Linked DNA regions of Homo sapiens: region 2 is linked to region 1. A link is a loop called in an ENCODE intact Hi-C map of the cell type or tissue named here. Cell type or tissue: lower leg skin. All regions are shown on one strand. Links, peaks and the distances in the headings refer to the core of each region. The heading gives the core; the rest is flanking DNA. Region 1 overlaps CNTLN (centlein). Region 2 holds the start of CNTLN (centlein).

Region 1 (5,389 bases), core at 168-5,167:
TTGAAAGGTGTTCTAACACTCTAGTTACCACCTCTGGTTCCTAGGCTCTACTGACAACAAATACCACAGAACAAACATGTTTTGCTTTGAAAAACTAATAATTATTTACAAATAATGTAATAAGTAGCATTATTAATAACTTCAAGTAAAGAAGGATTGAGTATTCATGAGGTTTTCTATCAGTTACCATTATTCTCTAACAAACTATCCCGAAACATCGTGGCTTAAAACAACAGTTTATTATTTCTTAAGATTTTGTGGGTTGACTGGGAAGTTCTTTTGCTGGTCTCTTCTGGGCTACCTCATATCCCTGGATTTTTTCAAACCAAAGATTTCCCTAGTTGGAAGATACAAAATAGCCTCACTCATAGATCGGACAATTGGTCTACTACCTGTCAGCTGGAGTACCTTGGTACACTTCCACATGATACATCAACTGTATTCCTAGCAAGGTGATCCTGGAGCAGCATTCCAAGAAGGGAAAGAGAGAAGCCACAAAGCTTTAAGGCCTGGGAACTGAAATTTACACAATTCATTTCTGCTGCATTCTTTTCGACAAAGCAAGTCACAAGCCAGACTACGTTCAGTGGGTTAGGAAATGGATTCCCCTGCTTGATGAGCAGCAAAGCATTTGTGACCATATTTCGTCTAAGATGTTAGTAAATCCAGTATTTGTTTTAAGTGATCTTCTTAAATCATTAAAATTCTTAATTATTCACATATTTACATTATACCAGGACAACTCATATTTCCTGTAAATGTATTTTGGATACATACTCTTTGCAATTCTTAAATGATTGTGTTCCTCTATAGTTTGGCATGTTATATAAAAGTTTTAGTATTATTATTTCTATTACAGCATATAAAATAAAGCATTTAAAATATTAAAATATTCATTTTAATTATTGTTTACCATAATTATTGTAGAGGTATTCTTCTTTAGAATGGCACTTATTTTTATGCTGCCTTAGACCAAGGTTGTAAGGTATATTTAAATTTATTTCTATTTTTAATCTAGAATGCTACTAATGAACTCACTAAACAGTCATCAAATGTGAAGACTTTGAAATTTGAACTCCTAGCAAAAGAAGAACACATAAAGGAAATGCATGAAAAGTATGGTTTTTGTATTTCTATCCATTGTATTTGGTGCCACCTAGTGGCAACCAGCTCTATTAAACGTGCTCCAAGAAACTGCTAATGTTTACGTTTTCCTTCCCTAGTTCATATTTAAACCTACCTAAGATGAAAGTTTAAGGAATACTATGTATAGCATGATTAATGGCAAGCTATTTACTTTTTTAAATTAGATAATGATGAAGTTAAATTTCCGTTATTAAACATATTTAATTTTGAATAAATACAAATTAATGGCTTCGAGACAATGAATGAAAAACTTTACAACGTGGTGGTTATTTGGCCCCCCAAATATATGATTAGTATTTGTATTGGATTTAATGCCTAAGCTTATAAAGCTAAGGTAAAAAAAGGAAAGTTTTGTTTGTGTTTAAAATAACTGGAGGTTATGGAAGTTTGTACTCTTGTGTTTATCAGTACAAAGATTTTAAATGCTCTATCCCACTGAATCAAAATTATTTTCTTTCTGTATCTTTCAAAGCTACACTATTGCTTAGAAATAGTAAGATGTTTAGATAGAATTCCAGTTGTCACTGATACATTTGAGATATATGTATCTCACAAACACACCTGTAGACCTCATTATAAGTGAAGAGCACTTAAAAGTGATATGAATAGATAAAAGCATTAGACAAAAAGCTTGGTTAATTTTTTAACTGATAATATTTTGAAGTTTATTTATCAATTAAGAGTAAGTCTTGCTTATTGTTTAACAGGGCTCTAGATTAACACTCTTTGAATCCTGGCTTCCCTACCTACTAGGCCTATGCCTAAATTTAATAATATTAAATTAGGTTCTTACGAGGAATAAATGAGTTAATACATGTAAAGCACTTATAACAGTGACTGGAACATTGTAAGCCTTCGATACATGTTAGCTATTGTCATTCTTGTTTTAGTAGTAGCAGCAGCAGCAGCAGCAGTAGCAGTGGTTCTCACAGCATCTACCATTTTATACTTAATAGTTCATCAACTTATGCTAAACAGCTGTGTGGATTGAATCTCAAATTATATTAAATTAGAAGATATTATGGCTAATTTAGTTTCATTACAAGAGTTTGCATTTGTTTATTGAAGTATAAGATTTTTTTCTTATCATTTTTATGCTTTTGATTATCTTCATATATCACTTTGATTTTTCACAGCAATGTAAAAATGTAATTTAAATGAAATAGTTCTAAGTTTTCATAAGTGTTATTAATTTTTCTCATTTCTTATATATTTTGTTTTAATACATATATGTAATTATATAATTACCAAGTCACAACTATAGATTTTACAAGTGTTCAAAATATTAAAAGAACAATATCTTATGCAGTGCAATTCATTTTACTGATTTACAGTGTCAATATCACGTAGCATTTAAAAAGTAACAGTAGGTATAATATTGGATAAAATGTAAGATATCACCACTGTTAAGGTATTTTCTGTCACTCTTGATGTCACCTTTTTTTTTTTCAAGGATATCTCGAATGGAGAGGGATATAACTATGAAAAGACATTTGATAGAGGACTTGAAATTTCGACAGAAAGTAAATTTGGAAAGTAACAAGAGTTTTAGTGAAATGTTACAAAATCTTGATAAAAAGGTATCAATTTTTATCTTTACTGACACTAAAAATATCACTTCCTGTTGTAATTACTCTCTTACCACAAACATTTAATCCTAATAAATGTATAGAAAATATTGATAGGATATGTATTTACTGTTACAAAGTAACACTCTTTGCTCTGAAAGTACATTATTTATTTTAAAATTCAATTCTCTAAAACCTCATACATAATATGGCCACACATTCTGTTTCTATTTATAAATATCCCATGAGAAGATTAAAAATCCTCAATATTTCTAGGATACATAATTACATTTTATTCAGTATTTTATTTAAAACTGTAATTTATGATAGAATCAAGCTTATATTTCTTAGTGAAAACTTGATTACCTATAACTATCAGAAGTTCTTTAAAAATGTACTTTCTTCTTGGATACCCTTAATGAATTTTACATGGGAATGGAGTTGTACATGCAAAGGGAGTTGTAGTTAAAGTAGTTACGTAATATATGACCCAAAGTAGAAGGGTTTTTTTTGTTTTTTTTTTTTTGAAGGTGCTTTTTTCACAACTCATAAAGCACCCTGTGCTTTGGCATTCACTAAATGTTATCCACACCTGAGAGAACATCTCCTTTACTTTCCTTGTTGAAAATGAAAATTTAAGTATCTCTTAGGTCAAATTGATTTAAGAAAGAAACTTTTACATGAGCATGACAAATCCATATGGATTTTCTTTCTCTTCTCTTCCACACATCTGTGCAAGTTAAAATCACTTCCTATAGGCTTTTTCAATGTTATCCTTTCAATTTTGCTATTTTTTAACTTCAATAATAATTTCATACATAGCCTTGGAATCTTTATATAAATAACATATATCTTTAGTGGCATTAAACTGAAAAACTATTTTTTCTGTTATGCTTTGAGTTACATACACATATTATAATCTTATAAATAAGCTATATATATATATAAAATATCCTATTGTTTTATTTCATCCAAAAAAAGGTATGTAATAGTTATTTTAGAGAATACAATGGAAAGTTACCTTTAACTTGGCTTGTTTCAGAGTCAAAACAATCATCTCCTGCCTTAGGAAGTTTAGATTAGTAATTAATGGATATGTAGTGAACATTAATATTGTGTTATTGGGTGCAAGAATAAACATACCAGTATTCATTTAGTTTGTGTGCAATTTTAGTTTTTGTTACTGATTTAAGGATTGTTACTTTCATTCATAATATGAGTTCTGTAAGTATAATACTTGAATTTGATAGCGTTATGAGAAAATAAATGGAAGTAGACTCATTCACTCATTTAGTTTCTGTTGGAACAAACACAGTATATTACTAGAATGCCTTCAACAATAATAATTACCTTTATGCTTTTAATGTAGGTAAAGACATTAACTGAAGAATGTTCCAACAAGAAGGTATCAATTGATTCACTAAAGCAAAGACTTAACGTTGCTGTAAAAGAAAAGTCACAGTATGAACAGATGTATCAGAAATCTAAAGAGGAGTTAGAAAAAAAGGTATGCTTTTAAAAAGGGCATTTTAGATTACAGATGGAATATAATCGTGTTTGTTTCATTTTTAACATTGTTGCTTTTTCCTTCCCAAAACCACAAGCTACTTAAACACTTCAGATAAGTGCAAAGAGGATTTGTATCTCTACATGAAACGCCAAACATTGGTTTAACATTAAAGATATTTCTGTATTAGAGAAAACAGGTTGTGTTTGTCTTGATAGTTTTTAAGAAATGAAAACTATTATTGAACACTGGTATTTATACAAGTAGATCTAAATTTTGTAGGCCCACTTAAACTTTCAAACTAAATGTTTCCATGTTATGTGGAGGATCTTTTGGTCTAAAATAGCTTCCATGCTTTTAATTATTTGTAATCTTTAAAAATCATAAACTAATTTAGATGATAAGTATATGAGAATATGTACTTAGGATGTTTTATTGAAAGTTAATGAAAATAATCATTAATTTTACCCAAATAATAAATACATAGAGAGAATAATAAAATATTTTCCTTATTTGACATGTATAACTAACTCTTCCAAATCTGTTTATAAAATATCTTTTATTTTATGACTGCTGATCTTTTGCAGGATCTCAAGCTTACTCTCCTAGTATCAAGAATAAGTGAGACTGAATCTGCAATGGCAGAAATTGAAACAGCAGCATCTAAGCAGCTTCAAGAATTAGCATTGCAAAGTGAACAGGTCCTAGAAGGTGCACAGAAGACATTGCTGTTAGCCAATGAAAAAGTAGAAGAGTTCACCACATTTGTGAAGGTTTGAATTACTTGTCGTTTACTAACTTGTACTTTACTTTAGGCAGATAGGCAGTAGCCTACTTGAGATGATTTGGGGAATAAAGTTTCTTTCTGCTTTCCTAACACAGAAAGCATCTTCTTCTACCCTATTTATCACATTGCTAATAATTCCTCCATAAAGAATTTATTTTTATAGTTTGAATTTAAAATTTTCTACCATCTTATTAATATTTCTTTCTTAATGTCAATTTAGTTATGAAATTGTAGTAGTCAAGTCATCTGGACAGGTTTTAAGTTGAAAGAATTAAGCTGTTCCCACCCTACTCTCCTTTTGAAAATCGTTCAAGCAGGAACAACCAGAAACTTGCTCAGTGTTCAGTGATGCTAAGAGACATCTGAATCCCAGGCCACAAA
Region 2 (5,389 bases), core at 324-5,323, 330 kb before region 1:
GTTCCATTGATATGAAATATCCCAAACAGGCAAAACCGTAGAGACATAAAGGGAATTAATGGTTGCTTGGGGCTCGGGGGCAGTGAGAATGTGGAGAGACTAATGTGGGTATGTGGTTTCCGCCTCCGGTGATGAAAATATTCTGGAACCAGATAGTGGTGGTGGTTGCCTAACATGGTGAATGTAGTTAATGCTGCTGAATTGTTTTTTATTTGTAGCCATTTTATTTATTTATTTATTTTTTGAGACAGTCTTGCTTTATCACCCAGGCTGGAGTGCAGTGGTATGATCTTGGCTGTTTGCAACCTCTGCCTCCCGTGTTCCAATGATTCTCCTGCCGTGGCCTCTCTAGTAGCTGGGATTACGGGAATGCACCACCACTCCCAGCTAATTTTTGTATTTTTAGCAGAGACGGGGTTTCACTATGTTGTCCAGGCTGGTCTCGAACTCCTGGTCTCAAGTGATCCACCAGCCTCGGCCTCCCAAAGTGCTGGGATTGCAGTCGTGAGCTACCACGCCTGGCCTATTTGTAGCCATTTAAAATGCCTACGATGGTAAATTTTATGTTGTGTATTTTGTGTATTTTGCTCCAATAAAGACAAAATTTAAAAAAATGCCTAGTCAAAGAGTCAGGATATTATCCTTTTGGGAGGTCACATATACATATTTATACCACTGCTTTTCAAAAGGATCTTTTTATGATCAGGTGAAATGATGTCCTTTTGAGTGAATGACATACAGCAATTAAAAATGTGCATTAATACTGATTTGGGGCCAAACACGTAACTTATGTGGTTAGACTTCCCAGTCTTAAGTCTAGTGAAATCTCACAGACTATCAAGACCAAATGTTGTATTTCAAGTCACAGGTGTGGAGACAGGGTAGCGATCAAAGTACAGGTTTTCAGAGTTAAGTGGAATTCAGTGAATTCAAAGCCTAGCTTTTCTGATACCAGACATGGCACTTCAGAGAAGTTACAGTAACCTTGCAAGTCTGTTTCCTCACTAGTAAAAATGGAGATATATAATAATCTAATTGAAGGTGACATATGTATTAAGTGAGTTCATATATGAAAAGTGCTTAGCACTGGACTCAGCATATGGTAAATGTTCAGTAGGTTAGCTAGTTCTAAGACAGGCTTATAAACATACTTTTTCTAATGTACTCTTTAATAAGTTTTTGTGAGGAATTCACCTTCAGTTTGAAAGAAGTCCACTTATCTTGGTTGCCTTGGCAGGATTCTAATTGGGAGGGTGTCTTTTGGCATCCTGACTAGATTCTCATGCAGAGATGGTGATATTTTGGTTAAATGAAGTTAACAGTAAAGTGGTCATCTCTCTACTTCTGCTCTCAACCCCCATCTCAGCTTTCCCCAAGTATTCTGGAACCCTTTCTGAAGAAGAGGGCAGTTCTAACTTTCAGGGATGTTCTGGTGCCAGCTCAATATGCATCTCATTAATCTTATCAATAGTAACAAAGTATTTGAAGGGCAAAGAAAGATACGATTACTACCTATTTGAAGTTTATAAAGAAAGCCAGAAGAAAAAGAAAAAAAAGAGAACAAAAGATAAAGTAGGTCTTGTTTCTTCATCCACGCTCCAAATTACTGATTTCAAACTGCTCCAAGGACCCAAACTGTTCAGCAATGTGGGCTACACTTCCTCTGATATCCAGCCAACGCATAAAGAAGCTGACATAAAAACTCAAAGGAAATCATGACTCCTGCAAAACAAAAGACAAAGGGTGTACAAAGGATCATCATTCAAGTTGGAAACCTGCTTGATAGTCCCAGATCAGCACAAGGCTTTCCACATCTCCTTGACATTAGTCAGCTGGATGTCAGCTGTACTAAAGCAGTTTTGCCAAGGGGTGTGAAGAAAACACTTAAGTGTAAAACGTATTCCTTGATCCTCAAGGAGCTTACAACAGGGCTGGGGAGATTAGCCGTGTAACTGACACTCCAGGGCGGTCAATGAAACGTGTCACACGAGTTGGCAGGGGCCTTGAAGGAGAGGGATTTCACAGTTAAGGATCATTTGGGGCTGGGGGCTTGTCAAGGAAGGCTTTAAGAGGTGGGATGTAAGTGGCAGGCAGGGCTTTAGGTGGGCGGGAAATCCAGGCGATCCTGGCCAAGGACTCAGGCACAGGACGCTGGGATGGCCTGCCCGGCGGACCGGCCTTACCCTTTCGGGCCACGGCGCGTGCGTACCCCAAGGCTCGCGCTGGGCGCATTGCCCGCGGGAAGCCGGCCAGGACCAGAGAACACGGGACACCGCGGGCCAAGGCGGGAAAAGCCTCGCGCATGCGCGGTTCGGCGTTCCGGGCTCGCCGGGTTGGGGAAAGGGAGGTGGAGTTTCCAACAGGGAACTTGACCCGTTAGCAGCCGCAGCCATGGCGGCGCGTTCGCCTCCCTCACCGCACCCTTCGCCCCCAGCGCGACAGCTGGGCCCCAGGTCCCCACGTGTTGGGCGGGGAGCTGAAGTACACGCAATGCGCAGCGAGGCCTCGGGTTTTGCCGGCGCAGCGCGGGAGGTGGTCGCGGACGAAAGTGATAAAATCTGGGTGGGTGAAGAAGGGTCAGGGGGCCGGCGAGGGCCTGGGGGGGCAGCTCCGGCTCATGCTCCCCTCCTCAGCGCGCCCATGGGGTCCAGACGGCTAGAGGGCATCTCGGTAGAGGAGGCGATGGTGACCCGGACGCAGCTGCTGGAGGAAGAGCTGAGCAGCCTAAAGGAGGAGTTGGCCCTGTGTCAGGTATCGAGGAGTCTCGCAGTCCCCCTTTCCCCACCACAGCGGGGCCGGGACCCGTGGGGAGGCGCGCCTTTCTCCCTCTGCCTTGGGACCTACCCCGCCCAGCGACGCTCCCTGGCAGATGCACACCCTGCTTCGCTCGCGGCCGGGGGCTGGAGGGACGCGGCTGCGCCCGGCTCCCCAAACCCGGGCCCCTGCCCCTTTCCGAACTGCGGCCAGACAGGCTTCGCCTCCGCGCCCGGGTTTGGTTTTGGTCACTTGGATACTCGCAGTCGCATCCTCTCCGCTTCCCCCCCAAGCCCAAGTTCTTGGTGGTGACGGTAGCTGATACCTGCCGGGGGCCCAGGAGTGACATGCAGTCCACTAGTTGAAATGAACAGGAAAGTGTAAACACTTCGGTTAGAGTAAAATCCATCGATGAAGGAGCCTGTTTTTAAAATTTCAAACCCACACTTGGCTTTGTTTTTACCCAGTCAAACTTAAGTTGTAAACACAGACGAGTAACGTTTAGAAAGTCTCAGAGCCGGGAACTTAACAATAGATGATGCTTGGTACTTGTTTATTAACCAGCTATGGTAATTCCGCGGTCCTTGAGTGAGAAATCACATTTTCATGTGATCTTGCCAGTGAAAAACATTTGCTAAATCAATTGCATTAAAATTACTTTCCTGTTTGTAGAGTTTTTGTAAGGATGGACTTGACTATACTCATGTTCAAAGAGATTGAATTTTCCTTTAGTTTTGCATCCTTACCATCATCTCTTTTGATTTTACCAGAACCTTTAGATAGGGTTGGGAGATTGGATGTGGGAAACTCACTGAACAGTAGATCTTTAAGTCACTCTGTCTTCAACTTAGAAACCAATTAGGAGCTGCTGAACATCAAAGTAACTTTGTGAACAGTATCATCAGTTTAATAAAACAGTTCATGAAATTCATTCTCTGTCGCCCAGGCTGGAGTGCAGTGGTGCAGTCTCAGCTCACTGCAAGCTCCGCCTCCCGGGTTCACGCCATTCTCCAGCCTCAGCCTCCCGAATAGCTGGGACTACAGGTGTCCGCCACCACGCCTGGCTAATTTTTTGTATTTTTAGTAGAGATGGGGTTTCACCGTGTTAGCCAGGACAGTCTCGATCTCCTGACCTCGTGGTCCGCCAGCCTTGGCCTTCCAAAGTGCTGGGATTACAGAAATTCATTCTCTCATAGTTTGTTCTGTTGGATTCTTTTGCCCATTTTATAGGTCCTTGCTGACTGAGTGAAGGGTGTAAAAATGGGACCATCTTCAAATTGAATGTGCCTTTGGTTAAACAAGGTTGGGACATTTAATATGGTGCCCTCTTTTCGTTTTACCATTTTTCTGTTCTTCGTTGGATAAGGAGCAAAGGGATAAATAAATGACAACAATGAATTGAAGCATTTGTCATCTGCAGACCTCACCCTTTGGGGAGTTTTAAGATGTGAACCCATGATAAAGGCCTTTGATACTCTGAGTCCTAATCTAAGACACTCTTTGGCATATTTTCCGCACTCTTTCCTCCCACTTCTGCCTCCCCACATAGTTAGGCCTTTAGCTGGCTAAAGAGCTAAGATACTTTTTTATGACCGACTTGGTTAAGGAAGTCAGTCTATTGGAAACAGCCTGATGAACCTCTTCCCACAAATACTTACATTCTTTAAAAATGTGGCTCCAAACATGGTGTTGGCTTTTGTGACCTCGGACATATATAGACTAGGAAAATGATTGACATACTCTTGGCAAATGTAAGAATACAGAGATGGTCATAATAGTCTAGAATGATGATCTCTTAGATTTTGTAATATTAATACTCTTATATAATTGTAGGCAGTATCCCGCACCATAAAAATCTTAGTCAAATCAGACTCCTGCTCTTCGGGAATCTTGGGGAAAAATAGTAATTGAACTCCCAATTGTTTTGTAAAAAGCATTTAGGTGATTAAATATTCACTTTTATATCTTTTAAAGTATACTCTCCCGCTTATTTATTCAGCTAGAGATCACAGTACCCAAGAATACATAGCATTAAAACTGCTGAAAATTACAACTCGAAGTAAAATTTTGTATCTCAATCTAGTAAGTACACACATATACAAACATATATTTTCAGAAAGAATACATGCCCTAATACTGTGTGGGCTGATATTTTTTCAGTTCTATTCCTTTAAAAAATGCTGTCCAGATCTAAATTAATTTCAGAACCCAACAAGGCTTGAAACATACAGTTTAGGAAAAAGAACACTGCTAATTAGTCCATGGTCATAAGTAGTAGCTTCATTTAATTTGTTTTGCTTTCACATTCAACTTATGGGAATTCAGTGATGTGTGCTTGGTGAAGTTTGAGTAATTCCCCATACCATTCTACATCATTGGAATGCCTCAGAATAAGCATGTAATAGAAAGCAATCAAATGTTTCTCTTAATATCAGCATCTCATCCCACTCTAAGTGATTGTATTATCTAATTAAACTTTAAAAAAATATGGCCCCCTGATTAGCAACTGAACTATAAATAATGCTTATATGAAGAAAAAGTGATTAATTTCAATGAGGGAAGAAAAGCTATCTGTATTGGACTTACTGAGGGTAGTAGGTAAGCTTCCAAATGTAGCTTTTTCCTAAGGAATTTT

Evidence for each region. A loop is a pair of places that touch in the nucleus more often than their neighbours do. Peaks named below come from ENCODE experiments on the same cell type or tissue, not always from the same donor. Only the 100,000 strongest peaks of a DNase experiment are listed, where the experiment ranks them.
Region 2: a loop joins it to region 1, with 3 times the contacts of the local background. A loop is called at or near these places in 6 of 110 quality-filtered maps.

Annotation. Positions count from the first base shown.
Region 1 is chr9:17,461,898-17,467,286 of GRCh38, forward strand. It overlaps CNTLN (centlein), which reads left to right. Exons shown (of 26, transcript NM_017738.4): 20 at 1,019-1,116; 21 at 2,600-2,726; 22 at 4,084-4,221; 23 at 4,809-4,994. Among named protein-coding and RNA genes, the nearest start is that of SH3GL2, 110 kb to the right of the region's middle. In lower leg skin, for the core only: no CTCF peak of the experiment used is centred there; no DNase peak of the experiment used is centred there.
Region 2 is chr9:17,132,675-17,138,063 of GRCh38, forward strand. It overlaps CNTLN (centlein), which reads left to right and starts at 2,366. Exons shown (of 26, transcript NM_017738.4): 1 at 2,366-2,751. The coding sequence starts at 2,392. RefSeq lists an enhancer at 2,647-3,210. In lower leg skin, for the core only: no CTCF peak of the experiment used is centred there; DNase peaks (open chromatin) are centred at 2,287, 2,727 and 2,955; H3K4me3 peaks cover 554 bases.